2 separate regions of the Homo sapiens genome follow, and region 2 is linked to region 1. A link is a loop called in an ENCODE intact Hi-C map of the cell type or tissue named here. Cell type or tissue: Calu3. All regions are shown on one strand. Links, peaks and the distances in the headings refer to the core of each region. The heading gives the core; the rest is flanking DNA.

Region 1 (14,954 bases), core at 4,759-9,758:
AAAACCATGTAATAAAAATCCTCTGAGGAGGGCTTCTTGGCTCTAGATTTTTCATGGTTTTCTCTCCCTCTGCAGAGAGAGGGGGCTCATTAGTTCCCCCGTTTTGGTCTTTTCTATCAATGCAGCCATAATCTTCATTTCAATGAGCTGGCGATCTGTTTCTGTGCTCCTATAAGGGAGAGAAGCCTTTTTCTCTTTTTGTTTTCTTCTTTTTAGAGATGAAGTTCTCACTCTGTTGCCCAGACTGGAGTGCGGTGGCATGATCATAGCTCACTGCAGCCTCGAACTCCTGGGCTCAAATGATCCTTCTGCCTCAGCCTCCAAAGCAGTGGGGACCACAGGTGCCTGCCACAACACCTGGCTAATTTTTAAAATATTTTGTAGACATGTGGTTTTACTTTATTGCCCAGGCTGGTCTCAGACTCCTGGCTTCAAGCAGTCCTCCTGCATCAGCCTCCCAAATTACTGAGATTACAGGCATAAGCCACCACACCTGGCCAGAGAGAAGCCTTGAAACGGGGAATAGTTCCAGGGTTTCAATGTCATTAAGGTTTGGGGAAAACATAAAAGGCTGCAGCTTAAACATAAACCAACCAACCTTCCCTCCCCCTGCTCACTCTCATTAGGCCAACTAGTAGTAGTACCATGCAATACAGTGGCTTCCCTGGGAGCGTTTCTGAGGAGACCACTCTGTCCCAAGAGTGGCCATGCCCATCAACAAAAGCCTCAGAGGAAGCCTTCACTCAGTAGAGCTGAGCCCCAACTCTCAAGTTTGCTGTTTGGAAGATTCCAAGGACATGCCCTGGGGGTTCCTGAGGCCCCATTCGATCTGCACCTTCCCTTATTCTGGTCCCAGTTCTGGAGGCACAGGAACAGAACAGTTGTTTCACTGCAGAGGGCAATGGCCATTGGCCTAGCTGAACATCCCCAAACAGAGTTGCTCCCTCATTTGCATTCCCAGCCTGCTACCCACAACTTCCATGAGCAGAGGCCGTCTGAATCGTCTGGAGCAATCCAGCCAGCCCTGTTGCAAAACATCCTGATGATAGCCACCTAGGTTTCCCATCTGAAAATTTTGACTTTTTTCCAAGAGAAGCCTTAATAGATTAATTAGATCTTTGCCTCTCTGGGATTTGGCAAATAAACAATGTTGCATTTATACCAACCTTAAGTATAAAGGACTAGTGTGTTTCATCATCAAAGTTAGCCAACCTGGGTTTAACGTGAGAGGCAAGAAGGAGTTAATATAAAGTATGTATGTTGTGGGGAGGAGAAGATGGGTGTGGAGGTGAATTTACTGCATCCTTAACCCCTAGGCCCTTCAGATAAAATTTGGTAAAGAGTACAAATTGAAACAAAAGAGTACAAATGTATACTCAATGTGAGTATACATTTCTTGATCTTTAGGTCCAATGTTACCCTAGATGACTAGATGCATAACTGAATAGATCTTGTTTCTGAGAGTGACAGCCCTCTTTAGCATTTGAATAAGTTGAAAACATTTGTCATGTTTGTTTTTCAGGTCTTGAGGGAGGGCTTCAGGAATTTATTTATTTTTTATTTTTTTTAGACAGGGTCTTGCTTTGTGGCCCAGGCTGGAGTGCAGTCATATGATCTGAACTCACTGCAGCCTCAACCTCCCGGGCTCCGGTGATCCTCCCACTTCAGCCTCCCAAGTAGCTGGGACTATAGGCATGTGCCATCATGCTTGGCTAATTTTTAAAATTTTTTGTAGAGACAGGGGTCTATGTTGCCCAGGCCGGTGTTAAACTCCTGGGCTCAAGTGATCCTCCTACCTAGACCTCCTAAAGTCTTGGGATTGCAGGTAGTGAGCCACCACTCTTGGCCAGAAAATTTTTTTCATAGTGATTTTTTTCAGGGGATCTGTTTCTTAGGTCTAAGTGCGATACCTAACTTATCAAATAAATTTGTCTTTGATTTAAAAATATAAAATAATTTTCTATTTCTGGTGATTTAAAAACATAGATAGATGAGAGACAAATAGATTAATTTGAAATTTAGCCACAAGAGGTCCAATGTATATATGGGTTAAACAGTCCTTGACACTTAGTAACCAAAATGTTTTAATTTCTCAAAATTTATAGAAGCCTTTTTCTAACGAGGAGGAAATCATCTTATAGCGTCTTGAGCACATATTTCTCTATGATTCAAGAAGCAACATCAGAATGCTTCAAAGCCATTTCAATAAGGCCAGATCACCTTCCCACCCTCCTCTCCGACACACACTTTGTAGTCCATGCTTTACTGTTTTTTTTTTTTTTTTTTTGCGTCACCCAGGCTGGAGTGCAGTGGCACGATCTTGGCTCACTGGAACCTCTGCCTCCCGGGTTCAAGCAATTCTCCTGTCTCAGCCTCCCGAGTAGCTGGGATTACAGGCGTGAGCCACCTTGTCCGGCCATGCTTCCCTGTCTTTTGATGCCCTACCTCTTCTGCCTGCAGCTCTTTGCATATACTGTTCCCTCCACCCAAACTGCTGTGTCTTCCTTTCCTTGGGCCCCAATTTCTAACAGCTTAGCATACTCCTACTTGCTGTTTAGAATGCAGAAATTAAATGGATATTTTCAGCCAGGTGCAGTGGCTCACGCCTGTAATCCCAGCACTTTGGGAAGCTGAGGTGGGCGGATCACCTGAGGTCAGGAGTTCGAGACCACCCTGGCCAATACGGTGAAACCCTGTCTCTACTAAAAATACAAAAATCAGCCGGGAGTGGTGGCACATGACTGTAATTCCAGCTACTCGGGAGGCTGAGGCAGGAGAATCGCTTGAACCCGGGAGGCAGAGGTTGCAGTGAGCCGATATGGCGCCACTGCACTCTAGCCTGGATGACAGAGTGAGACTCCATCTCAAAAAATAAATAAATAAAAATAATAATAAATAAATAAATGGATATTTTCAAAGTAAAAAGTAGATACACAGCAGCAAATTTGAGATACTTAGCACAGTGAACCAGTTCTGCTAGGTTTTTGTTTGTTTTGTTTTGAGATGGAGTCTCACTCCGTTGCCTGGGCTGGAGTGTGGTGGCGCGATCTTGGCTCACTGCAACCTCCGCCTTCTGGGTTCAAGCGATTCTCTTGCCTCAGCCTCCCGAGTAGCTGGAATTACAGGCATGTGCCACCACGCCCAGCTAATTTTGTATTTTTAGTAGAGATGGGGTTTCACTATGTTGGTCAGGCTTTTTTTGAACTCCTGATCTCAAGTGATCCACCTGCCTCTGCCTCCCGAAGTGCTTGGATTATAGGTATGAGCCACTGCACCCAGCTGCTACTTTCAACTTATCAGAGAAGTCTGGCTTCTCCTAACTGTTGGGTTCTTGATCCCCTGATCAGTCCCACCCCAACAACCCCTTCCTTGGTCCCTGAAGAAGCATGGCTAGTTTTCCAGGCGCAGTTCCTGGTTCAGGACAATGCACTTCTGCAGACAGCTCTCAGAGCCCCCAAAGCAGCTGCTGAGCCTCCCTGCTTCCCACACCCAGAAATCTCTTTCCGTGGGTCTTGCCAGAAGGCCTGGGGTTCCTGAAGCCCCGCCTACCTTAAGGCTGCCTCACTGGAGAGGTACTTCACAAGGGGCCGAGGCCTTCCTGATTGGCATAAGAGCCATTTTTAAATTTTTTGGCCACGGTTAACTAAATGTTCCTGACTTAGCTGTCAAACTTGAATCAGCCTCTTCGCGGGAAGGCCTGAGGGCATGTTAGCCAGCCCCAGTGTTAACACAGCATGAAGCTGTACCCTAGAAAAAAAGGAGGAAGGTGATGGCCCTACCTAGAGAAGAATTCTCTTTTACAACTGCAGTTTTAAAGACAGAATTGGCAAGCCAGAAAGAAAGGAGAATAATTCTTACTGAGCACCTTCTCTGCATACTCTGCATTCATACATATTTTTTTAATTCTCATAACAACCTAAATGCTTGTATTATTTTCCCCAGGCCTGCCTGTAACATCTGTGGGGCCAGGATGAGGTCCACATACCATATGCCTCAATTTTTCAAAGTTAAAAATTACGCTAATAAGCTATTAACTAAAAGATGCGCTAACCTCCTAACTTGACACATGTCTTCTTAATGACCTGGAAGGCCAAGTTCACATTTAGAATTCTTAAGCTCATCAGTGTTCTGTGCTGAACTGTAGCCAGGCAGGGAGAGCTGCCCCCTTCTCTTCTCAACCCTGACTCTGTCTTGAACCACCACGAGGACACACCTGTGTGGAAGTAGGATGCTCCAGCTCTGTCCACCTCCATTCTGATCACCCCCTTCCCATCAGCTGCCTTTGACTTCCTTTGGGGCCTAGGAAGGGCCATGTAGTCCAACCTCAAGGGGAAAGATCTGGGGAGTAACCTTCAGAGAACCCAGAAGTGGGCTCAGCCTCATTTGGACAGGGAATTTCAGGGTCCTGGCTCTTGTAATGTGGTCTAGAAATGGGAGCGATTGGGCCAGGTGCAGTGGCTCACGCCTATAATCCTAGCACTTTGGGAGGCCAAGGTGGGTGGATCACCTGAGGTCAGGAATTCAAGACCAGCCTGGCCAACATGGTGAAACCCCATCTCTACTAAAAATACAAAAAATTAGCCAAGTGTGGTGGCGGGCACCTGTAATCCCAGCTACTCAGGAGGCTGAGGCAGAAGAATCGCTTGAACCCGGGAGGCGGAGGTTGCAGTGAGCCAAGATAGCACTACTGCACTCCAGCTTGGGCAACAAGAGCAAAACTCCATCTTGAAAAGAAAAGAAGAAAGGGAAGCAATTGTTCTAAGAGGCAGGTCCCTTTGGCCCCATGAAACCCCTGCCCAGCAGGGTGAGTATAGGCAAAAGAACACTGGAATAGGGCCTTATAGTTGATGGGTTGATGAGGGTTGATGACAGCAGGGGCCCCTGTTGCCTTAGCTTAAAGGTTTTACTGACTTCATTTCCTGCGCAAATGAGCTAATCAAACAGCGTTGCCGGGAGAGGCCAATCCTTGGGACAATGAACCCAGGGAGAAGAGGCAAAGTCCTTAATCCAAGGAGAACAGCTGGTGGCATGTTAATCCATGGGTGATGCAGGGTTGACACACCAGTACTGCACATTCTCAGGTCACTTGCTGAGTTCATGGATGTGAAACGGAATGCTCAGATGCCAAACATCTCATGACCATCACATAGCCAGTCAGCGACAGAGCTAGGCTGTGAACTCGTATCTGTCTCATTCCAAGATCCCTGCTCTTTCTATATTCCGTATTACTCCATGAAAAACCATAGAGGAGGGTGGCTGAGGTTGAAAAGAAAAGAGGATGCAGAAATTAGAGGGCTGAGTCTTCAGGATTTGATGAATCTTAGCTTTCCTGACTACAACACAAACCAAAGTCCAGTCCAAGGGGCTCCTGAATATCAGTTGGACACCCAGATAAGCTCCTGACTGATTGCCACCCTCTAGCCCCCGTAGGCCATACTCCTGCACTTAAAATGCAAGATTCTTGTCTGTAATCCCAGCACTTTGGGAGGCTGACATGGGAGGATAGCTTGAGCCTAAGAGTTTGAGAACCAGCCTAGGCAACATAGTGAGAGGCTGTCTCTTAAAAAAAAAAGAAAAAAAAAAACTTCCACGATTCTCCCCTCAAGTCTCACTCTGTTTCCCAGGTTGGAGTGCAGTGGCCTGGTCTCGGCTCACTGCAGCCTCTGCCTCCCAGGTTCAAGGGGTTCTTGTGCCCCAGCCTCCCAAGTACCTGGGATTACAGGTGCCCACCACTACGCCCGGCTAATTTTTGTAAATTTTTAGTAGAGATGGGGTTTTGCCATGTTGGCCAGGCTGGCCTCGAACTCCTGACCTCAAGTAATCAGCCTGCCTTGGCCTCCTAAAGTGCTGAGATTACAGGTGTGAGCCACGCGCCCAGCCCCTTAGATGCATATCTCATTGTCCCAAACTTCTCCACCTGCTAACTTTAAGATTTCGCTTTGATGAACTCTGACTTTTCCTCTCATTCCGCCGAGCCATTCTGCCTGCTCAGTGAAAAAAGGTGGCCTTGGGTTTGCCAACCAATGACACTTTCCTCAGGCAAGGGTAACTCACAGAGTACAAGTGACACAAGATTTTTTTCTTCTTAAATTTAACTACTAAAATTATAACTTATTTATAGATCTCTAATTGGCTTTGTAAATGAAGGCCAGAATGCATCATAAAGCAAGATTCAAAGAAAGAGAACACCTAAGTACAGATTGGAAATATGGCCATTAAATTTATATGCCTATCGAGGCTGGATGCGGTGGCTCATGCCTGTAATCCCAACACTTTGGGAGGCTGAGGTGGGTGGATCACTTGAGGTCAGGAGTTTGAGACCCACCCGGCCAACATGGCAAAAACCCATCTTTATTAAAAATACAAAAATTAGCTGGGTGTGGTGGTGCATGCCTGTGGTCCCAGCTACTCGGCAGGCCAAGGCACAAGAATCACTTGAACCCGGGAGGCATAGGCTGCAGTGAGCCAAGATTGTGCCACTGCACTCCAGCCTGGGCGACAGAGCAAGAATCTGTCTCAAAAAATAAAATAAAAATGAAAATAAATAAATAAATAAAATGTATATACCTATTGAGGTATTAAAAGTCTTGGCCTTCTTTCATTATCCTTTTAAGACCAGTGGTTCTCAATCTGGACTCACGTTGAAATCACCTGGAGAGTTTTAAGGGACACTAAAGTCTGGGTCCCAACCCCAGAGATTTTGTTGTGATTGCTCTGGGTGTGAGGACTTTAAAAAATTCCCCAAGTAATTTTTTTTTGCACAACTAAGATTGTGCATGGGTTTGAAGGGCAAGTCTTGCAGGTCTCACAGTAACTATCTGAGTTGCTTTTAGTATTTGAAAGTATGGACCTTGAGCCTGCCGAGACCCAGTATTTCCAAAGCTTCCCAACTTTGTTAACTGTGAAACGTCATTGACTTCCAGGGTCATAGGCATACTCTCCATACGGTCTAAGTTCTTCCTGCAATTATGGCTTTAAGGAAAGAGGGTCTTAATTTGTCTCCTGCATAAATGAGCAAGTCAAGTGTGGTGGGCCAGGAGGGGCCAATGCCTGGGAAGATAGATCCAGGGGGAAGAGGCAGAATGCTTATCCCAAGGGGAACAGCTTGTGCCATCTTCATCCTTGAGGGTTCTTGGGTCACTTGCTGAGGGGTTTTTCCCTCTCTTTTCAGCTGCATTTATCCAGCTACTATGGGCTGCTCGGGCTCTGGCAGGATCTCCCTGTGTCAGAGTCTTCTACAGTAAGAACCCTCTCAAAAGGTGTGGAAGGGGAAACAGAAGAGGAGCTAAAGGCTCAGGAGCTCAGGTCCCTGCCCCCACCTCGTCCTCCTCAGCACAGCCCCGATCACGTGGGTTGCCACCCACTCATTTGTTGGTGACTCTGAACCTTGGTTAGGGACAATTACCCACCACAGTCTCTCAAGCAGCTGCTTAGAACTTGCCCAGCGAGTTCTGCAGCAAGGTCTGGCCTGCTGAACTCACCCCAGGACTGTGGCTCCCTGAGGCTGGAGCGGAGCCTTTTTTCAGAAGCCTCTCAGATCGACTTTCTTTATAAGCTGAATGTGGCCTTTGCGGTCACCCTCTTGGTCATCCACAGATCTAAAGATTCCTGACCACACTTGTTGTCAGCCGAAATAACAAACCAAGCTCTCTCCCGACCCACGATGGAACCAGGCCTGGGAAGAGAATGCCCACATTGTTTTATTGTGAGATCAGGCATAGCTTTCCCAGTGGTAAAGGGAAACCCTCAAATGCCTTTAATACTTCTGCCAGTCCTGGCAGGTTATTTTCATTCTTCACCAGGGCACAGAAAACGATTGTTTCAGGGAACTCTCAAGCTCCCTCTAGTGTTTTCAATATATTGGGCATTACCTGAGCATCAACATTTTGAGGGACCTAAGGAAATAATCAGATGTTTGGACTAAGACTTATGAATGGAGATCATCATACCAGTGATATTTATTTATTTATTTATTTATTGAGACGGAGTCTCGCTCTGTCACCCAGGCTGGAGTGCAGTGGCATGGTCTCGGCTCACTGCAACCTCCGCCTCCTGGGTTCAAGCGATTCTCCTGTCTCAGCCTCCTGAGCAGCTAGGATTACAGGCGCGCACCACCACGCCCTGCTAATTTTTGTATTTTTAGCAGAGACGGGGTTTCACCATGTTGGTCAGGCTGGTCTTGAACTCCTGACCTCGTGATCTGCCCACCTCAGCCCCCCAAAGTGCTGGGATTACAGGCGTGAGCCACCGCGCCTGGCCCAGTGATATTTATTATGATAGTAAAAAATATAAGTAACCCAAATAGGGAAGTGGAAAAATAATCATGATACAGTATGGCATACCACTTTGAAACACTGATGTTTATGAAGACTTTTTAATGACATGGGAAAATGTTCATGACGTTATCGTGTTAATGAAATTGTACGTACATTGAGATATACACAATGTAAAGAAGTATGTAATATGTGCACAGAAAAATGTTGGAAAGAAATGTCCCCAACTGTCAGCTATTTCTAGGGGTGGGATTATAGGTCATTTAAATTTTCTTCTTGAGTCTATATCTGAAAGTCCCACACTGAGTTTGTAGAAAAATATAATTAGGATACAGGAATTTACAATCTGGAAAAAGTTATTCTATCAGTCGGGGCCTCAATAGGAAACAGGTGGTACACTAACATCAAAACGGTTTGAGGATGGTTCGTTGATAAGGGGATTAATTTCAAAAGTGTGGGAGTGTGGGGAAATCACAAGGGATGCTGCAGGGTCTTTCGTATAGAGCTACAGAGCTGTTACCATTGCTAGGAGAAAGAGAAGAGGCAAGGAAGGAGTTCACAGAACCTAGAAGGAGAAAGAGACACACAGCTGGCCACAGTAAGAGGAGCAATGACTTTCGGTTGGGGGAAGACCCAACCAAAGGTGACCTCATAGTGTCTGTCACTTGCCTCCCTCCTCTGATCTCCTGGGGATCCCTGCTAGACAGAATCAGCTGAAGCCAGCAGGCAGGAAGATCATGATGCAATCCATACAGACCCATATCATGAGGCTCAGAGCAGAGTACAAAAGGGTAGAGAGTGATTTAGGGCTAGGAGGTGTTCATATGAAAGATATCAAGCAGAGATATTTTTGATGTTGTTTTGTCTTTAGAAACAGGGTCTCGCTATGTTGCCCAGGCTGGACTTGAATTCCTGGGCTCAAGTGATCCTCCTGCCCCAGCCTCCCAAATAGCTGGGATTATAGGTGTATGCCACTATGCTCAACCCAACAGAGTTTTAAAAAGAATTTGTAAAAGCTTGAAGAATTTATTAAGTGAAAGTCAGAATGGACTTTAGGGTAGTTTTCTAGACCAACCATGGCTTTCATTTTGCAACATACCTTGATCAAGTCCTGGGAAGATGACCACTGGACTTTCGCAGGGGCAACCTTAGACATGGGCAGCCCTTTGCTCCTGAAAAATACCAACTCTCTTTGAACCGAAATGATTATTAGAGAGCTGTATGTGAAGAAGCAGAATGATGTAATGGGAAAAGTGCAGAGATAGAACACCTGGATCAAATCCATGCCACTTGGGCAATTTATTTGTCTTGGTCTCTTTTCTCACGTGTGAAATAGGTGTAATGAAATTTATGACAGATTTGTTGTGAGGATCAAGAGAGATTATATATGTGAAGGAACTCGATATAATATCCCACACATGGGAAGCACTCAGTGGATGTTGAATGTGAACCTGAAATCTGTCTCTTGGAAACTTCTTACTACTGGTCCCATAGTGACCCAGAGCACATCCTCTGTCTTCCTCACGCTGGTCCTTCAAATGTTTGAAGATAACAGGAATGTCCTCCTGAGTATCCTCTCCTTCAAGCTAAGTGTTTCTAGTTCCTTTGATCATTTTGGTTTTTTAAACACTGATCCTGTTCCAGGCCGTACAAGGTCGTTCATGCCTGAAATCCCAGCACTTTGGGAGGCTAAGGCGGGAGGGTTGCTTGAGCCCAGGAATTGGAGACCAGCCTGGGCAACACGGTGAGACCCTGTCTGTACAATTTTTTTTTTAATTAGCTGGGAATGTTGGCATGCACCTGTGGTCCCAGCTACTTAGGAGGCTGAGGAAGGAGGATTGCTTGAGCCCAGTAGGTCGAGGCTGCTGAGAGCTGTGTTGGTGCTACTGCACTCCAGCCTGGGTGACGGAACGAGACCCTGTCTCAAAAACAAAACAAAACAAAACAAAACAGGGAGAGGACTTGTTTTTAGATGACCCATGATCCCAGCCAGATGGATTTCTATAGAAGAGGCATCTGACCAAAGCTGTGCAATTAAATGTCTGCCTGGGGAGTTCTGAAACTGGAAGGAAGCAAATCAAACCCTCTTTCCTGGTAGGAGCTGAGCAAGGTGTGGATGAGAGGAGCAGAGAAATGGGTGAAGAGGGACTGCTGCAGCATTCAGGCATCTGGTGGCAGTTGCTCCAAAAGCTCAGGATAGCATGGCCTTTCCAGTGGATTGTCATTCAGTCCTTCTTGGATTCTGCGAACCAATAAAGTCCCATTGTCTAAACCAGTTCCTGGGTTTCTGAGACTTTCAAATAAAAGAATTGCATTGGCCACAGCATTGGCCAGATTTAAAAGCCTAGAGCATGGGCTCTGGAGTCCAAGACACCTGAGTTTGAATCTTATAGCAACCATTTCCTAGTTGTGTAATCTTTAGCAAGTTTCACAACTACTCTGAATCCATTTTCTTTTTTTTTTTTTTTCCTAATTAGAAAAAAATTTTTTATAGAGATGGGGTCTTTCTATGTTGCCCAGGCTGGTCTCAAACTCCTGGCCTCAAGCGATCCTCCTGCCTCCACCTGCCAAAGCTCTGGGATTACAGGTGTCGGCCACCATGCCCCACCTGAACCCATTTCCTTTACCTGCCAAGTGGGAACAGAATTACATACTTTACCACTTTATTAAAAGGAGCAAGAAAGGATAATATATATATAGTTCTGTACCTGGCATGCAGTAGACTCCTCTCACTGATGATAGCAAAGTAATTTATCTGTATTATTCCTGAGTTTTCAGTCAATTCAGACATTCACATAAGCTCTCACAAAATGTTTCCCCACCCTGAACTCGCATTGACTTTTCGAGCCTAATTGTGGGATTTTAAGAATTTCCCTGCTCAATTTCCTCCTTGTTAATTCCCAAGAAATTGTTTAACAGGAATGTCTAAATTTTTGAAAAGACAGATGCTCTTCTGTCCCCAAGGAGGATTCTGACTTGTGTTGCTTTCAGAGCTTCAAGACCAGATCAACAGCAGCAGTCAATGTTTAAAGAAGTCTTTCTCCTCTGCTGTGTGTAGATTCTTGGGCCCTTTCCCAGAAATGACTTTCCAGAATAATTGTCCTAGAAAGCTACACACAGGCTGCCTGTCTGCTGAATTGCCACACATTGGAGGTGATTCACAGTTCCCATCATTTATCCACAATGATAATGTGCAAAAAGCCCTTGGCTTGGAGTTAGAAGATTCTGGGTTCAAATTCCAGCTCTAGAAATTTTTGAATTCCTTGGGTTTCTAGTAAGTGTTTACTTGAGGTCTTGAAACATCAGGCAGAATGATTCATTCACTTGTAATTCATTCAACACACATTTAATAAGCACACTTCATATTCCAGGCTCTACAGGGACTGGTGCTGGAGTTATTAGATGAACACCTGCCAGTGACCTCAAATAGATCGTATTCTAATGAAAGAGATTAGCAACACAGACCTATAATTGAATGGGTATAGTAGTGTAATTAATGGCAGGTGCTGCAACAGAAAACCCCTATCCCCAAGTCTCAGTGGCTTTTCACAAAAAAAGGTTTTTTTTTGTTTTGTTTTTTGTTTTTGTTTTTTGGTTTTTTTTGGCCAATGCAAAGTCCAGTATAGGTTAGGAGGATTTCTTCCTTCGTATAACCACACCATATGGAACACAGTGCTGTCACAGTGGGCTAAGGAGAGATGGAGGAAGTACATTGGCTATTAACTGCCTTGACCCAGAAGTAGCACCCATCACTCCTGCTCATAGTCCATTGGGTAGAACTGACCACATAGTCGGCCGAAGCTAACTTCAGCAGAGGCTGAGAAATCCAGGGAAGCTCATAGGTACCTGGTGAGCACTAACTATAATATCTCTGCCCCATGGGTAAAGCTGTGGTAACAGTGAGCAAGGGGAGTGTATTAATTATGACTCCGTAAATGCCTGTTTTCATTTATTTATTTTTTTGGGACAGAATCTTACTATGTTGCTCAGGCTGGAGTGCAGTGGATTCTCACAGGCGTGATCATAGCTCACTGCAGCCTTGAATTCCTGGCCTCAAGAGATCCTCCCACTTCAACCTCCTGAATAGTTGGGACTGTAGACATGGGCCACCATGCCCAGCTTTGTAAATTCATGTTTTAAATCAAATTTAGGAATATTTCAGTCATTATTTTTTCAATTTTTTTTCCTGCTCAATTATCTTTATTTTCTTTTTGGGATTCCAATTACAAATGTGTTAGACATGTATGTTGATATTATAATTACATATATGATAGACTTATTATGATGATATTATCTAATAGTCTGGTAGAGTCAGATTGATAGACTCTGTTCCTTTTTTAAAAAACGTTTATCTTTTTCTTCATGTTATATAATTTCTATAGCACTATTTTCAAGTTTACTTACTCTTTCCTTGGTTACTTTCATTTTGCTCCTAAGTCCATCTGTTACATTTTAAAATTTTAAAAAAATGTGTAGAGACGGGGTCTCGCTGTGTTGCCCAGGCTGGTCTTGAACTCCCAGACTCAAGTGATCCTCCTGCCTCACCCTCCCAAAGTGTTGGGATTACAGGTGTGAGCCATTGTGCCTAGTGGTTTTCTTTGCTCTTAAGCCTGTGTTTTATATTCCTGGTTCGTCACACATCGGACCATTTTACACTGTCAGCTGGACATGAACATGGGAGGTCACTTTGTGCAGCTTCCCTCCTTTAATCAGCCTGCTTGTGTTCCTCTTCTAGTGCCTTCAGGGAGCTCCTTACTATTCGTAGCAAGCCAGGATGTTACAGCTATTGTCTGTCAGATAATCCATCTAGCAGGATCTTAGATTAGTCAGAATTGGAAACAGAACTCTGTGTGGGCTTTTAATTTGCTTTGGCCTGACAGCATCTCACCTCAAGGACAAGCCTTTCATTTCATGCCCCAAGACTTCTCCAGTGCTGCCATGTGGGATGCTAGGTGTTCGCACAGGTGCCCCCCAGAAGAGCCCGGGGAGTTACAGCCTTCTGGGAGCAACCATGAAATACTGGGAGTCAACGGGAGTCAAGGGGAGTCAATGGATAAATACTTCTGATTGCTGTTAGTGTAGACTTTTTTATTTTTTATTTTTTTAAGAGACAATATCTTGGTATGTTGCCCAGTCTGATCTCAAGCTCCTGAGCTCAAGCAATCCTTCCAAGTAGCTAGGACTGCAGGTGCACACTACCATACCTGACTAACAATTCTGAGAGGGGTTCTCAGAATTGTAGGATTAAGCCCCAATTATCCCAATGATGACTAACATAATAACATACTCTTTAACCAGCCTTTCCTCTTTCTTTGTTTTACATGCTTTTGTACCTCACTCTTTTATACATATACATATTATAGAGATGGAGTTTTGTCCTGTTGCGCAGGCCAGAGTACAGTGGCTATTCATAGGCATGGTCAGAGCTCACTACAGCCTCGGACTCTTGGGTTCAAGCAATTCTCCCACCTTAGCCTGCCAAGTAGCTGGGACTACAGGTGTGGGCCACCATGCCCACCTAGTTTTTGTATTTTTTTTTTTCTGTAGAGTTGGAGTTTCCCCGCGTTGCTCAGGCTGGTCTTGAACTCCTGGACCCAAGTGATCAAGCTCCTAGACCTCCCAAAGTGCTGGGATTACAGGCATGAGCCACTGCACCTGGCGTCTGCACTCAAGTTCTTGTCTCAGTCTCCATTTTTGGAGGAAACCCAGGCTAAGACTCAACTGTCAGTCATATTTTCTCTTTCTGGGACCTGGGGGCAATACTATGATTAAGGTTCTTGTTGGGAGGAGATAAAGTAGAAAAGCTAGGTTAGAATCCCCCCCCTTTTTTTTCTTTTGAGATGGAGTTTTGCTCTTGTTGCCCAGGCTGGAGTGCAATGGCGCCATCTCGGCTCACCACAACCTCCGCCTCCCAGGTTCAAGCAATTCTCCTGCTTCAGCCTCCCAGGTAGCTGGGATTACAGGCATGCGCCATCACGATTGGCTAATTTTGTATTTTTAGTAGAGATGGGATTTCTCCATGTTGGTCAGTCTGGTCTCGAAGTCCCGACCTCAGGTGATCCACCTGCCTTGGCCTCCCAAAGTGCTGGGATTACAGGTGTGAGCCACCGCGCCCAGCCTAGGATCCCATTTTTAAAAGCCTTAAATGCCATCTAGGAAGTTTTGGATTCTATTCTGTAGAGAAGAAGAACTTCCCTACAGAGTATGACAGTATGAGACTGATGAGTATGAGTATGAGATTAACATGATCAAACTCTTTAAGGTCTTTTATTGTCCCAAGATTTGAGGATGCTATGATTCTACTGACTTTCTTGAATTTCAGTTTCTGTCATTAATAAATTGGAAATAGTAGCACTTCCCTTTCTACTTCACACACTTGTAAAGACCAAATTAGATTATGCACATTCCACAAAGAGCTAAATAAATGTAGGGTGCTACTACCATTACTTTAATCTGAAGTATGTTATATGTTAGTTTGAGAACTGAGCATTATAATACCTAATAAAATATCATATTTGCCTACTAGAATTTCCAGTTGTGGCAAAAAACCATTTTCAGCATACAGTTTCATGGACCAGGGAATCCAAGTGCAACATTCAGCAGAATCTATAAGATAATAATAAACAAACTCTATCTGTAAGGAACTGAAGATTCTAAACTAACAAGGGGCTTAAATGATAC
Region 2 (14,954 bases), core at 3,491-8,490, 150 kb before region 1:
CACCCAGGCTGGAGTGCAGTCGTGTGATCACAGCTCATGGCAGCCTTAAAATCCTGGGCTCAAGCAATCCTCCTGCCTCAGCCTCCTGAGTAGCTGGGACTACAGATATGTGCCACCATGCCTGGCTAATATTTTAATTTTTCTTTTTTATAGAGGCGAGGTCCCACTATGTTGCCCAGGCTGGTCTTGAACTCCCAGCCTCAAGAGATTCCCCACCTCCTCGGCCTCCCAAAGTACTGGGATTACAGGCATGATCCATTGTGCCCAGCTGTAACATATAGTTGAGGATTTCATATGTCTTGGCTCTTTGTTATCTGTGTTCAGAAAACAAACTGACCCTGACCCATGACGAGATGCATGGGCCCAGCCGTGGCATCTCGTTTGACACTGGGACACCCTGCTACTTAGCTGGAAAATACCAAACATTGTGAAAAAAGTGCCACATCCTTTGGGATACGCAGGGTTCTCCACCTTATCCTTGAATAGCACCATGCGCCCAGCAGAGGTCCAACAGCTTGTACTGGTGAGGATGAGGTTGGAGGACAGAGGATGCTTGATGTTAGGAGAGGGAACCACGGACAGGGTTATTTTGGGTTTCAGGGAGGGACCATTTGCTCCAGAGAACAAATATACACGTCTTTTATCTCAAGAGAGTTTCCTTAAATAGTTGATATCATCCTGCTGTGAAGAATAAAACACAGCCCCTGGGTAAGTTTCATAGAAAAATGATCAAGAAAATTGCCAGCCTCTTTTCCGTCTCCAAAGTGATCTATCTCTGTCCTCTTTACAATTGTGCAGTCCTGGACAATTTCCAAAGGGCTTTTTACAACTATTATCTCACAATGGTCTTCACGATGGCCTGTTTTACTATTCAAATTTGGGAGATGTAGAAATTGCATTTGCAAAGTCTTAGTCCATGGTTCATTTTGTTGACTGTTTCTAAATCTAGTTTTTAGTCAAGTGAATCCATCTGAGTCACCTGCAGTTAACTTTTACCAGACTACTTAAAACCCTCCTGCTGCTCTCTATGGACCTCAGGGTATATCCTGCAGAAATATGTCTCCCTGCTACCCTCAGGAACAGTTCCCACTACTGCCCCAGGGCATCCATACTCCAACCAGAAACAACTACAACAGGGGACCCAGGCCACTGGGTCTTTTCTTCTCTGATGATAGCAGGCACGCAATGGGTATTTTTTGAAGAAAATAAAAGCTGGCACAAATGACCAAGAAACATGGCCACACTGCCTAGAAGCCAAAATGTGTCCTGGCCACCAACTGAAGAACATAATGAGCGCCTTAAGGGATGGTCCAGCATTTGACTTTCGTGGTAAAGAAGTGTTGATCCACCGCACAAGCCTTTCTGACCTTTCTCAATATACATCTGATTGGATTGAAACAAAAGAACATCCTGGGGCTCCCACGCTCCAGACTGTTGTTACGTGAGAAGGAAATAAGATAACACATGGAATCAAAGGCTATTTTGGAATACCACTTAATTTTTTTCTCCTAGTATTTCCTTTCTTCCTTGGGTCTTTTCTGCAGGCAAGCAGCTACATTCATCTGTACATGCTTGGCTTTTGAGTTCAAAATCTGACTCTCGGGGAAACAGAAAGATTCTCTGCATAGATACATGATGATGAAAATGTGTAAGGCTTCTTCATCATCCAGATAGGAAAAGAGATGGCTAGTTTGACCATTGGAGAGAAAAGTCAGAGGGAAAGGGAGGAGGAGTAGACTTTAGTGAGTACCGAGCAAAGGGGCCCTGTGCAACTTTCTCCAGACACTGAGGCTGGGAAGCAGGGACTGAAGAGCAGCAAGAACCAGCCCTGCCAACCCCCTCAGGTAGAGCTGAGGAGATGGCAGGCCCCAGGACAGGGTGGCCTCCAAACAGAATGTTGTCCAACAGGTAGAGAGTCACACATCCTGGCAGGAGAGTGATCTCCACCCACCCAAAACAGCCACGAAAGAACCAAAGAGAGGCCTAGATGTATCAGTGAACAGATGACATCATGGACTAAATAGATTTCTCTCCACCTCCCTGTGCCCTAGGGAACACAGCCAAAATCACAGAAGGGGTACCCTAATTTAATTTGAGATTCAGCTTCAGCCCTGCTGGTATAATTAAGTTCAAAATAAAAGTAAGTTATTGCACCAGATGGAAACTCCCTTCTAACACCTAACCCAGGGCCTGTTCCAATGCCCTACACAGCCTTCCTCTGGCCAGGGCCCTGTCCTTCCAGACACATGAACTTTTGACTAACATGTCATGGCCCAGAAGGGATCTGGGTGTTAATTGGCTCTGCTTTGCAGTTGGGTAAGTGGTTCATGAAGCATGGGGATCAGAGAGGGACGAGCCCCAAAGAGAAAGCGTAAAGAACACAGAAAGCACAGGTATTCATGGTCTGTGTTACCTGGGGAGGGAAGCTAGCACGGTAGACTTGGAGTAGCGTGCAGGACTCCGCATTCTAGGGTGAACATCACTAATGCATCAATGTACCCTCCCCCAACTCCCCTCGCTCAGTCAACGCCAATGCCCCCAAGCACCTGCTCACATTCACATCCTAAAGAAAATACCAACTGGAGAGCAGGTGCTGTCTTGACTCACTTGCCTCCTTCCCTTCTCACCCACGTATTCCACCTCTTGCAACCCAGGCAGAAATTCAGATCTGATTACGAACTCTGATACAGAATCGGAAATGGAAAGACGTGAAGCTGCAAAAGTTCTAAAGCTTAAGATTGCTAAATTGAGCTACCTAATAAAAGAGTTGGGGATTAGAGAGGAAAAGGTTTGGGAAAAGGAGGGGGAAGAAACCTACAAAAGCGAAGTTGGAAAGAGTGTTTCTTTGTGGAGAGTTTGGGAATGAAAGTCCCTGGAGTCAAGCAGGAATGTAAGAGAATAAAAGAAAAGGCAAAAAGAGATCAAGATGTGTTACAGGAGGTGTTAATGTAATATTCTTTAATGATTTTTTGAGAGATGCCTGTTCCAGATTGAAACTTTTTATTAATCTGGGCTCTTTGGACTGTGCTTCTTTGAAAACCACTCTACACAGAGACCGGCCACAAGTATCAAGAGTGATAAAAGTGAAAGGCTTATGCTAGTTCTTTTTCTTTTTATTTATTTATTTTTTTTGGAGACGGAGTTTCACTCTTGTTGCCCAGGCTGGAATGCAATGGCGCGATCTCGGCTCACTGCAACCTCTGCCTCTGGGGGTCAAGCGATTCTCCTGCCTCAGCCTCCCAAGTAGCTGGGACTACAGATGTGTGCCACCATGCCCAGCTAATTTTTGTATTATTAGCAGAGATGGGGTTTCACCATGTTGGCCAGGCTGGTCTTGAACTCCTGACCTCAGGTGATCCACCCGCCTTGGCCTTCCAGAGTGCTGGGATTACAGGAATAATACCACCATGCCCAGCTTTTTCTTTTCTTTTCTTTTCTTTTGAGATGGACTCTCGCTTTGTTGCCCAGGCTGGAATGCAGTGGCGTGACCCTGGCTCACTGCAACCTCCGCCTCCTGGGTTCAAATGATTCTCTTGCCTTAGCCTTCTGTGTAGCTGGGATTACAGGCACATACTACCACGCTCGGCTAGGTTACGCTGGTTCTGATAGTGTCTTGGTGGAACGTTGCTGAATGAAGGCAAGATCTCCAGTTCCCTGTTGGTCCAGCACTGGGCCTAGGGACCAGGATAGTGGTGGGGCCTCAGGAGTCTCATCCAGTAGGAGGCAGGGGGCTAGAGATAGGCTGTAAGCTTGGGAAATGACTACATGGAAAAAGTATTCACCAAGGAGGGGTAATTCACTGCCTGTGTGATGAGTAGCACATGGGAAGTTCTGACATTCATGCCCGTAAAGGGCTGCTTCCTCTTCAGCAGGAAATGCTGATGGGAAGGCCCAGAGAGAGCAGCCACAGGCAAAGGGCACAGGGCTGGTGGCAAAATAACCATAGCTCATCCAGGCTGAGTCTCCTAGACCAAGGTACCTGAGCACTTCCCTTCCTCATGCTCCACTCAGCAACTCTGAGGACCAAACCTGGGCTGACAGCTTGGAGATGGTCCCAGGGCTGTCCCACAGCCCAGACTGAGACCAGGGCATCTGACCCGCTTTGAGGGAGGGTACTGGCTAACAGGGAAAGACACAGACACATCCTGGATTGGGCCATCTGCCACTGGAATGGCAGCCCAGAGTCTAGGTTCTAGAACTGGCTTTGATACACACTTGCTATGTGACTTGGGACAAGTGTCTGCCCCTGTCTGGGCCTTGGTTTTCCCATCTATATGTGAAGGACTGGATGAGATGGTCCCAAGGCATTGTTCCACCTGATAGGCTGGGGCCAGTTAGTTGAGGAAGCCCTGGTCACAAGTCAGGCACGGGGGTCACCCTTGCCTCCCTCTACTTCTGGCTCCTTCCTCCCATGGATAAGGAAGCCCCTCTGCAGCCCTCATCAGCAGCATCCAGGACACTGACTTGCGGAGGCAGGCCTGGTCCCCTGAGATAGAGACCTGTCCATCACCCTACCAACAGGTAGGAGGGCTGCTGCTTGCATTTCTGATGCTGGGGGAAGCAGATGGAGGGAGGAGGACCAAAGGGAGAAGCAGATGGCTGGAGTCCCCTCTTCCCTTCTAGGACCCTTTGGCGCTCATGGAAATAGGATTCTGGAACAAAGTGAGGTCAAGGCCCATGGTACCAAGGAAAGCCCAAAATGGAGGAAGCTCTTGCCAAAAAGCTAGATGCCCAGGATACCTTCTCCCTGAGGCCTGCATACATGCACTCATGCCTCAAAGGATGCTTTATCCTGAGGACACACATTCACTGCAAACTTCAGCTGTGAAGTGGTGGCTGTGTCTCAGTGCAGTGCAAGGACCTCAGTTGTCCCATGCCTGAGCAGTGAAACAGGCCCATACCCATTTCATAGCTTAGTTGGAGATACCCTGAGATGTGAGCAGCGTGTCTTGGGGAGAGAGAATGAGCTTCCTATTACTGAAGGGGTGCAAGCAGAGGCTGGACAGTCATTTGGCAGGCATTGCCCCTCAGATCACGGCATCTCCAATTCCCTACCAGATGCTGCTTCCTTTCTCATCTCAGCCTGTTCAGTTCAAACAAAGAAAAGACCATTTAAATCTATAAGTAATTAAATCTACAAGCTGGACCTGCAACACAATGATCTCTAAGGGAATCTCATCACTCTTGTCAAAGCCACCATGTTTTTTTTTTGGAAATTGACCCTAATTCTCAGACCCACCAGGCCCTTTACTTGTTCCCTGAAAAGGGTTTCTCACCTGCAGGAGTCCCACAAGGGCTGCCATCCCTAAGGGGAGACCTGTATGCAGAGGATGGAAGATGGCAGGAGGTGCGAGGGGCCTGGAAAGCTGGGGTGTGGCCTTGAGCCAGTGCTTCAGACCAGATGGATCGTCGGAAGCAACAGCAAGAGATTCCCCACGGGTGGGCATGCAGGGCGCAGTCCAGGAAGCCAAGAAGCCGAGAACAAAACACCGAGGAGCCCTATAACACTCGAAGTGCAGTAGACAGGCATGGGCAGGACCCCCACAACTACCCTCGGAGCAAAGGAGCACCCCTTCCTCCCTCAAGGGCTCTAGAGGTGGAGGGACCCACAGTGCCTGACCCCTGGATGAAAGCTGATCCCTGAGCCTCCAGGACAAGAGGAAGAGGCTCCTCAACAGCAATGCCCACCTCTGTCCATCCGTCCCACTGCCAAGATGTTTCTATGGTCTGTGACTTTTCTGGTTTTAGCAAAATAGGAAGTTTACCAGAGGAGTGGCTTCTGTGAAATCCATCAGAAGATCACCCGGCTCCAGGGTAAAGGCACCTCCTCGGTCAGAGGGGCTCTAGGGAGACAGACAAACACCCCTGGTTAGAGACGGCACTGCATTGATGATAAAGTTCACCAGAAAAGACAGGCAGAGGTTCCCAGCCTCTCCTCTACACTGATCTCATTAGCAATGACAATCCCCTTGTATTTCCCTCACCAAGTAGTGTACAAAATGTTGAGACTTGAACCCCAATTTTTTCATAGGTAGAAGTAGGCATGGTGCAGAGAGCTGTCCCTTTCAGAGCTGCGGGCCGCTTTTCTTAAGTGCTCTTAGTGCTTTTCTACTGGTCTTTTGGGGAAAAAACACTTGAAAGAGTCCTCTGAATGTATAAAGAGAGAGCAAAGACCTTGTCCTAGATTAAGAGGATCAAATCCAGGGTCCTCCAGGAGCTAAACTGATCTGCACACTAAGAGCAATGATCTTCATGGCAGGTGATGGCATGTGGATTATGTTGCTTGCTTTTGGAAAATGTTTTGCCCTCCTGCTCTGGGGTCTTAGCTGCATGGATGGCCTCGAGGTCTTTTAAGGGAGAAAAAAGAAGTCCCATCAACGTGGTTCAAGCAAGGCCCCAAGGAGAGAGATGGCCAGGAGAGGGAGCCCTGTGGCCTTTGGTGGGATGCCACTTGCATCCCCTCCACGCCACCCCAACCCCCTTCTGTTTCGTAAATGTTTCGTTCAGCCTGGTTTTAACCACAGTGTGGGATATGTGATAGGAGCCTGGGTCCACACCTGAGACAAAGTTGTACAGGGGGCTCCACACAGTGGAGGATAATCCAGGCTGAGATGCCAATAGGTGGAGGTGATCTATAGAGAAGCAGAGAACCTCGATCTTGGCCAGTCGCTGGCTGAGCACTCCAGGCAGGTTTCTGTGCAGAACACTAAGCAGAGATATTTCCAGAGACACCCAGGGAAGGCACCAGGTGAAAGACTGGCCTTGGTAATGCAGGAGGTGGCCCTGGACCATTATTCTTCAGCTGTCACCAGGAATTGTGATCCCTGAAGCTGCAAAAGCCTCAGGCATCCAGTTTGCATGAGCACTTTAACCTCCACTGAACCTGACGCCAGCCAGGGCAAGATAGCAGATCTTATTCCCATTTTTAAGAGGAAGAAATTGAGGCTCGAAGAAATAAAGGTTTTGGAAGTGAGTGCTGTGGCTTATGAATGGAAGAGCTGGGAACAGCCTCTGAAGCTCCGGTCTTGCCTTCAGGGCACCTGCCTCCTGCACGCACCTTTTCTCTGTGTAGTCACATGAACCACTGCAACCTCTGACTTGAATCCACTTGGACAGCAATAGGTTCAATTGTATTTGGACCAATTGCCAAAGAGTAATCGTAGCTAGAGGTCTCTCAAAGAAAACCAAGAGAAACATCTTGTGTAAAGCCTTTGTCATAGCCCATTCACATCTCAGGCAATTTCCTGAAATTTCAAACCAGCAAATGGAATAATATTTCCTATTTTCAAACTACTAACACCGGCTATATGACATAAGGGAAGGGATGGGGACACTTCTATGTTTTTGCTCCTCCAAACTGTTCACTATGGTTGGGGGGGAATCATTTCTCTCTTTCTATCTTTACAGTGGACTAATAGCTTATTATAGAGATGAGATTCTAAATGAAAACTGCCCTCAAAAATCTCTTACATTGCAATTAAAGTACAATGAACCTGATTTTATATTTCACTCATTGTCTCACAAATGGTTGGCTTGTATTTTGGGGTCAAGTTATATAAAAACATGTTCTGGTTGTTGCTGTTGTTTTATGAGTATACACAATTGATTATGCAAAATTTAAATACATGCACCAGATGCTACTCAGTAAATTGATACTGAATTCCCAGCAAGTGTGGCTGCTCGCCAGGGCTTTCCACCCCCCAATACCTTGGCCCCAGGGGACAGCAGGCCTTTGCCTTCTGACTTGTGAGGCGAGCTGACATTCTGGACCTTGGGGGACGGCAGCGGCACGGAGACTTGTGTGGCGGCCGTTGTGGTGTTTGTGGTTGTAGATGTGGTCACTCCCACTGCCTCGGCCAGGTCTGGAGGGAGGTCGTCTTCATCACTGCGGTTACTAAAAGCACATGAAGCTCTGCTCATTACAATAATAAACAGGCTGTGAGGAGTGGACGGAGGATGGGCAGGGGTGGGAAGACCAGGGATGGGGATTGGGGGTTCCCAAACAGATGTCCACCAGATGTCCAGCTTGCAGGATCCAATACTCTGACTTTTTTGCCAAAACAAATTGGGGTGAATTTTCTGTCATTTGCCAGGGTGTTGTTTTGTTTTGTTGGTAAAATATATACAATATAATATTTATCATTTTAACTGCTTATAAATATACAATTCAGTGGCATTAAATGCATTCACAATATTGTGCAACCATTGCCACTATCTGTCCCCAAAACTTTTTCATCAGTGACAACAGAAACTCTGTATTGATATTGAACGATAACTCCCCAAGCCCCTCCCTGCAGCCTCTGGTAACATCAATTCCACTTTCTGTCCCAATGAATTTGCCTATTCTAGGAACGTCACATAAGTGGAATCACACACTCTATGTTCCTCTGTGTCTGGCTTATTTTAGTCACCATAATATTTTTAAGGTCCATCCACATTGTAGCATACATCAAAATTTCATTTATTTTTATAATATAAAAATTCCATTATATGGATATACCACATTCTGTTTATCCATTCATCTGTTGATGGACACTTGGCTTGTTCCCACTCTTTTGGCTATTATAAATCATGCTGCCATGAACATGGGTGTACAAACATCTGTCTGACTCTCTGCTTTAAGGGTGGTGCTGGGGACTCCAGGCACATTGTCCCTAAGGATCTGCCATGTAGAGCTTCTGGAGCCACCCTTGCATAGGGGTTGTGATTTAGAATGATGGCTGAGCTCAAGAGTGTAGATACAAGACCCATGACAGGTAGGCACCAGTGCAGCCTGTGCAGATCACTGGTAAGGCCTCAGCCCAGCACGGGGCCACGTGGGAACATGAGGCCGTGAGACAAAGCTGCAGTGCGGATGGGATTGACTGAGGGGTCCCTGAGAGGTTTTAGATTATTCTGTGTATGGAGAAGCCTCAAGGGAAGGACTTAGGGCTCATTACTAAAAAGGGGGAAAGGTGAGAATTGAATAAGTACATGGAAAAATTAATAATACACCAAGTATTTGGATCCACATAGATGACATAGGTCAGATGGGTTACACGTTCATTCACCCACTTAATTTTCACACCGACCCTATTACCATCTCCATTTTTCAGAGAATCAGATGATATTTAGCAGCTGATTGTGAAATTATTTGTTCAAGTTCGCAAAGCTAGTTAAGTGGAGGAGCGGGGTTAAAATTTCTTTTTACCTCATTTAAAAAATTATCACCTCAATAGCATAGTTATTATTATTTAGTTTTATATAAAAGGCCATTTAAAAACCATAGCTCATTTTTCACAGAAGGGAGTCAACTGACACTGCCTAAAATTGAAAAAGACTCCAAATTCATCATGGTTTTTATCTTTTGTCTTAGTTTAGATCTTATGGCCAAGAAGCATATCTAAAATTCAGCAAGTCTTCCAATTTTACCTGTTTCTAAGGTAAATTCATGATAAAGTCATAAAACAACAGTTTCATAAGTAAAATTTTACATACAGAATGATTTTTTGCTTTGAAGTTGTTTCTATTTTAACAATATATAAGCATAGAAACTTGTCTAATGTAACAGTCGTCAACTATGAACCCTGGTTATTTTTGATTCTGGGAAATTGGCTACTTTTCTCTTCTGTCTTGCCTATTTACTTTTTTTTCTTTTCTTTAAATATTTTAATTAACTTATAAATATTTTATTATTTAATTAAAAATTTAAAATATGAAACGCTTCACAAATTTGCATGTCCACCTTGCGCAGGGGGACCATGCTAATCTTCTCTGTATGAGTCCAATTTTAGTATATGTGATGCCAAAGTGAGCACTATTGAATTTTTTTTAGACTTTTACACTATGTTTAAATAAACAGTGAAGTTATATTTCTGGAAAAAAATAAAATAGCTCATGATTTTCTAAACATACTAGCTGGTATCAATAAAAAATGACACTTTTGGCTGGGCACAGAGGCTAATGCCTGTAATCCCGGCACTCTGGGGGGCCAAGGCAGGCGATTGCTTGAGCACAGGAGTCCGAGACCAGCCTGGGCAACATGGTCTGGTCTTGTCTCTACAAAAAATACAAAAATTAGCCAGATGTGGTGGCACACACCTGTAGTCTCAGCTTCTCAGAAGGCTGAGGTGGGAGGATCACCTGAGCTGAATCACCTGAGGCTGCAGTGGGCTGTGATCGACCACTGCACTCCAGCTTGGGCAACAGAGTGAGGCCTTGTCTCCGAAAAAAAAAAAAAAAAAAAAGACCTTTTCGCCTGCCTTAAACTCTCTGTAGAGACCCTCTACTTCTCCATTCTCACTGCATGTAGCAGCCACATTTTCCCTCCTTGTCATATTTCCAGGAAATAATGTGGCTGAGATTTTTGTCTGTATCTTTAAAAGCAGTGGTTTGAAGACTTGTTCACAGCACCTGAATGTTACAATGCTTTTGGTGGAGCAACCTAAAATCTGACTACACCTTATTCCAGCCTAGGAACTAGAAATATTACAACAGCCAAAAGGGCGATGTGTGCACACAAATCTGTATCTCAAAAATGATGATGTAAAAAATATTTTCCAGAAAATCAGAGATCTGAGTTTTCCCATTTATATTCCTTGATCACGTGCCAACTTTATCAATATCAAAGAGTTAAAGAGATGGGCAAAGGCCAGGTGTGGTGGCTCATGCCTGTAATCCCAGCACTTTGGGAGGCTGAAGCGGGCGGATCACCTGAGGTCAGGAGTTCGAGACCAACCTGGCCAACATGGGGAAACCCTGTCTCTACTAAAAACACAAAAATTAGCTGGGCGTGGTGGCACACGCCTGTAATCCCAGCTACTCGGCAGGCTGAGGCAGGAGAATCACTTGAACCTAGGGGGCGGAGGCTGCAGTGAGCTAAGACTGAGCCATTGCACTCCAGCCTGGGTGACAGAGTGAGACTCCACCTCAAAAAAATAAAATAATAATAATAATAAAAAGATGGGCAAATGAGCGGTAGCCAGCGTCAAGGATTCGAGAACTCTTTATGGGACAATAACACTGGGAAAATCTCATCCATGGATGTTGCTATTTTCTACTAATGGGGAAAATGCTGCTATTGTTTGATTTTCAAAGCAGAATACTTTGGGGCAGCTTAAGAAATACACATGTAAAGTTCAAGGTTTGAAAAAGAGTGTCCTTAAAAGAGCCAGTTTGATTAGCCGGGCATGGTGTCATGTGCCTGTAGTCCCAGCTACTTGGGAGGCTGAGGCCGGAGAATCGCTTGAACCCAGGAGGCGAAGGTTGCAGTGAGCCGAGATTGTGCCACTGCACTCCAGCCTGGGCGACAGAGTGAGACTCTGTATCAAAAAAAAAAAAAAACAAAAAAAAGAGTGAGTTTGGTGAGTTAGTGAAATTTCCTTTCCTTCCAGGTTATATATCAGCCAGTCATTGTTTCAAACATGATTACATCTCTCAAATGAGTGATAGTAACATTTTGAGTTTCAAAATGTAAAAGGAATGGCAAGTTCTGCCAGTCTTATCCTCGAGGGAAGCAAACTGTCATGGCTTAATTGTCCCCCAGAGATCATTAGGACTGTTAATTATTTGAACTTTACTCGTTTTGGCTTTCCTAGGAAATGCAGCTGACCAGAAGTTTCTATGAAGGATATGAGGTGGGATATATCTCCCTTAATATCCCCCATACATGCCTCTTTTCCTTTTCACAGGTACAAATGGCAGACCTGAGATGGCTGTTAGAGAATTGCATCCAGAATCCCGTGTCCTGTCCTACATTTTGCACTCTGGGTACCCCCTAAACTCCATCTTTCCTCAGAAGCTTCCAGGTCCTAGAGAAGAAAGAAAGGGGACCTCATCCTATGGCCAGGGTATTGGGGCTTTACCCACATTCTCTCATGTTAAGCCCCACAAAACTCCTCAGAGGCAGGTATTATCTCATCCATTTTACAGAGGAAGGAAGAGAGGATCAAACAGTCACTTTTCCAAGAGCTTACAGCTGTAAACTAGCCAGGGGCCTGACAGAAGCCTTTCCAACTCCAAAGCCCCCATCCTTTTCATTCGTCCAGAGATCCCCCTGCAGTTACTCTCTGACCAATGACACATCTGGGCACAGTACCCATGCCATAGCTAAGGTCAAGAAATGGGAACTACAAGCCGGGCACGGTGGCTCATGCCTGTAATCCTAGCACTTTGGGAGGCCAAGGTGGGGTGGATCACTTGAGGTCAGGAGTTCGAAACCAGCCTGGCCAACATGGTGAAACCCTGTCTCTACTAAAAATACAAAAAAATTAGCTGGGTGTGGTGGCGGGCACCTGTAATCCCAACTACTTGGGAGGCTGAGACAGGAGAATTGCTTGAATCCGGGAGGTGGAGATTGCAGTGAGCTAAGATTGTGCCACTGCACTCCAGCCTGGGTGACAGAGTGACAGAGTGACAGAGCAAGGCTCTGTCTCAAAAAAAAAAAAAAAAAGGGAAATACCATTGTGATCAGTACTACAACTATTACTAGTACTCACCACCCTGATTACAGCAATTATCTTTCTGCTTTGGATTATAATTATTTGTGACTCTTGTCTTTCCCTCCAGTAAAGTGTGAGTCTTTGGATGGGAATTGTCAAAGTCACTTTACTATTCCCTAACGATGCCTAGAACAGTCAGGTGCACATGTGCCCTGGTGATTCTGGGACATTTTGGGAAATGGCTCCTCCTACAGGTGTCAAAGCTCAGTGATTAGCTTTGGTTCTGTTGACAGACGGGGCTGCCTTTTCATGGATATGCCGTGGAAAGCAGCTTCTGATGTGGGTTGCAATGATCCCCGTCCTAGTATTCATGCCCCTGTGTAATCTCTCCCCTTGAGTGTGGGCTGGACATAGGGATTTGCTTCTCATGAACAGAATATGGCAAAAGTGATGGGGGCCAGGTGCGGTGGCTCACACCTGCAGTCCCAGCACTTTGGGAGGTCGAGGCAGGCAGATTACTTGAGGTCAGGAGTTCTAGACCAGCCTGGCCAACATGGTGAAACCCCGTCTCTACCAAAAATACAAAAATCAGCCAGGCTTATTGGCTTATACCTGTAATCCCAACTACTTGGGAGGCTGAGGCAGGGGAATTGCTTGAACCTGGGAGGCGGATTGCAGTGAGCCAAGATCACACCACTGCACTCCAGCCTGAGCGACAGAGCAAGACTTTGTCTCAAAAAGAAAAAAAGTGATGGGATGTCAGTTCTGTGCGTAGGTTACAAAAGACTGTGCCTTTGCCTTGCTGTCACTCTCTCTGGCTCTTCTTATGTGCTTTCTCTGATGGAGAAGGCTGGAGAGACCTATGTGACTACAGGCTGAGGGCATCCTCTGTCCAAGAGTCCTTGAGGACCTGATCCCTGTCAGCAACCGTAAAAACAAGCCTGCAGATGAGACCGCAGCCCTGACACCTTGAATGCAGCCTTGTAAGAGCCCCGGATACAGAAGACCCAGCTAAGCCATGCCCCGACCCCCACTCCACAGGAACTGTGAGGTGATAAAGGTGGATTGTTCTAAGACACTAAGTTTGGGAGTAATTTATTACACAGTAGTCAATAATGAATCCTTATGCTAACTATGTAAGGTTTTCAGGGAGAAAGGGCTAGTCTCATTATTACCTAAATTGGAAATAAATGGAATTTGGGGGCTGCTCCCTGGGACTAGTCAGAAGGGCTAAGAAGCATTTGTATCTAAACAATTAGTCATCATAGTTGTTTTAATTGAAAAAGTTGCAGTACAGAACTCACAAACTATACTGTCTTGTTAACTTCCTCACTCGGGGAGGCTTGATTTCCGGCTTTTCCACAGCTGGCTGGGCAGTTTCCACACGAATAGGAATAGGACTTCTAGAGACACACCGAAAAACAGAACAATACCATCAAAAAAGGTTTATGGTCTCGTTTTAGCCATAGGGACTGCTTTCTCAGTTAATGTACACCTTAATAACATTGATAGTCAAGAAATCCATTTTTTTTGCCTTTCTACCGTACTTAGTTCATAATTATAATTATATTTTAAAACCATAGAAAATCCAAACAGTAAGAAAAAAATCATAGGGAAGAAAATATAGCAAATGGGGCAACTAAACATAATTGAGGTACAAAATAAAATTTCTCTGCTCCGTAACAGCCACCCCTGCCCCCCAATATGAGGGGTGAACCAGAATGAGGGTTTGGCTCATAACCAGGTTTTGCCAGTAAAATGAAGAGAAACCTATGGATAACCTGTTTTTAATTCCAAGTAATCTGGTAGCTATTCTATTTTAAACATAGCACAGACTATATTTTTTTTTTAAAAAAAGATAAGAACCATACTATACTTTGTGTGAAAAATGCATAATCAGAAGACCTTTAGGACTTGCTGTAACACATTTTAATTCCATGTATGTGTGAAAATGCTAAAAATTAAGCGTCACTTTTATCTTTACTCAAGAATTTATTTCAGGTAACCAATGGACCCTACTCAAAATAGTAATTTTAAGGAAAATTTTTAATGCATTTTTGTAGTGGTCATGACTAATTTCATTTTTAAAAAATCAGTTCATTACCTCCTAGGACCAACAAGGCATCAAAACAAGTTGAGGTCCTTGAAAGGGACACCTGGCAAGTCAACTGACACTTTTGGGTCAGTGCTCAATATGGTGATAAGTATGTGGCCGGGGCCTAACAAATGCATGTTGAGGCCGGGTGCAGTGGCTCACGCCTGTAATCCCAGCACTTTAGGAGGCTGAGGTGGGCAGATGACTTGAGGTCAGGAGTTTGAGACCAGCCTGGGCAACATGATAATACCCGTTTCTACAAAAAAATACAAAATTAGCCAGGTATGGTGGCGCATGTTTGTAGTCCCAGCTACTCAAGAGGCTGAGGTGGGAGGATCACCTGAGCCCAGGAGGTCGAGGCTGCAATGAGCAATGATTATGCTACTCCACTGCAGCCTGGGTGCTGGAGTGAGACCCTGTCTCAAAAAAAAAAAAAAAAG

Evidence for each region. A loop is a pair of places that touch in the nucleus more often than their neighbours do. Peaks named below come from ENCODE experiments on the same cell type or tissue, not always from the same donor. Only the 100,000 strongest peaks of a DNase experiment are listed, where the experiment ranks them.
Region 2: it touches region 1 in a loop (5-fold over the local background); 3 of 110 quality-filtered maps call a loop at or near these places.

The regions. Positions count from the first base shown.
Region 1 is chr9:109,338,145-109,353,098 of GRCh38, forward strand. No RefSeq gene overlaps it. Among named protein-coding and RNA genes, the nearest start is that of EPB41L4B, 25 kb to the left of the region's middle. In Calu3, for the core only: no CTCF peak of the experiment used is centred there; a DNase peak (open chromatin) is centred at 7,417.
Region 2 is chr9:109,186,513-109,201,466 of GRCh38, forward strand. It overlaps EPB41L4B (erythrocyte membrane protein band 4.1 like 4B), which reads right to left. Exons shown (of 26, transcript NM_019114.5): 20 at 13,724-13,822; 21 at 7,708-7,885; 22 at 5,766-5,843. It also overlaps the pseudogene RNU6-984P. Among named protein-coding and RNA genes, the nearest start is that of FRRS1L, 27 kb to the left of the region's middle. In Calu3, for the core only: a CTCF peak has its summit at 6,472; a DNase peak (open chromatin) is centred at 6,449.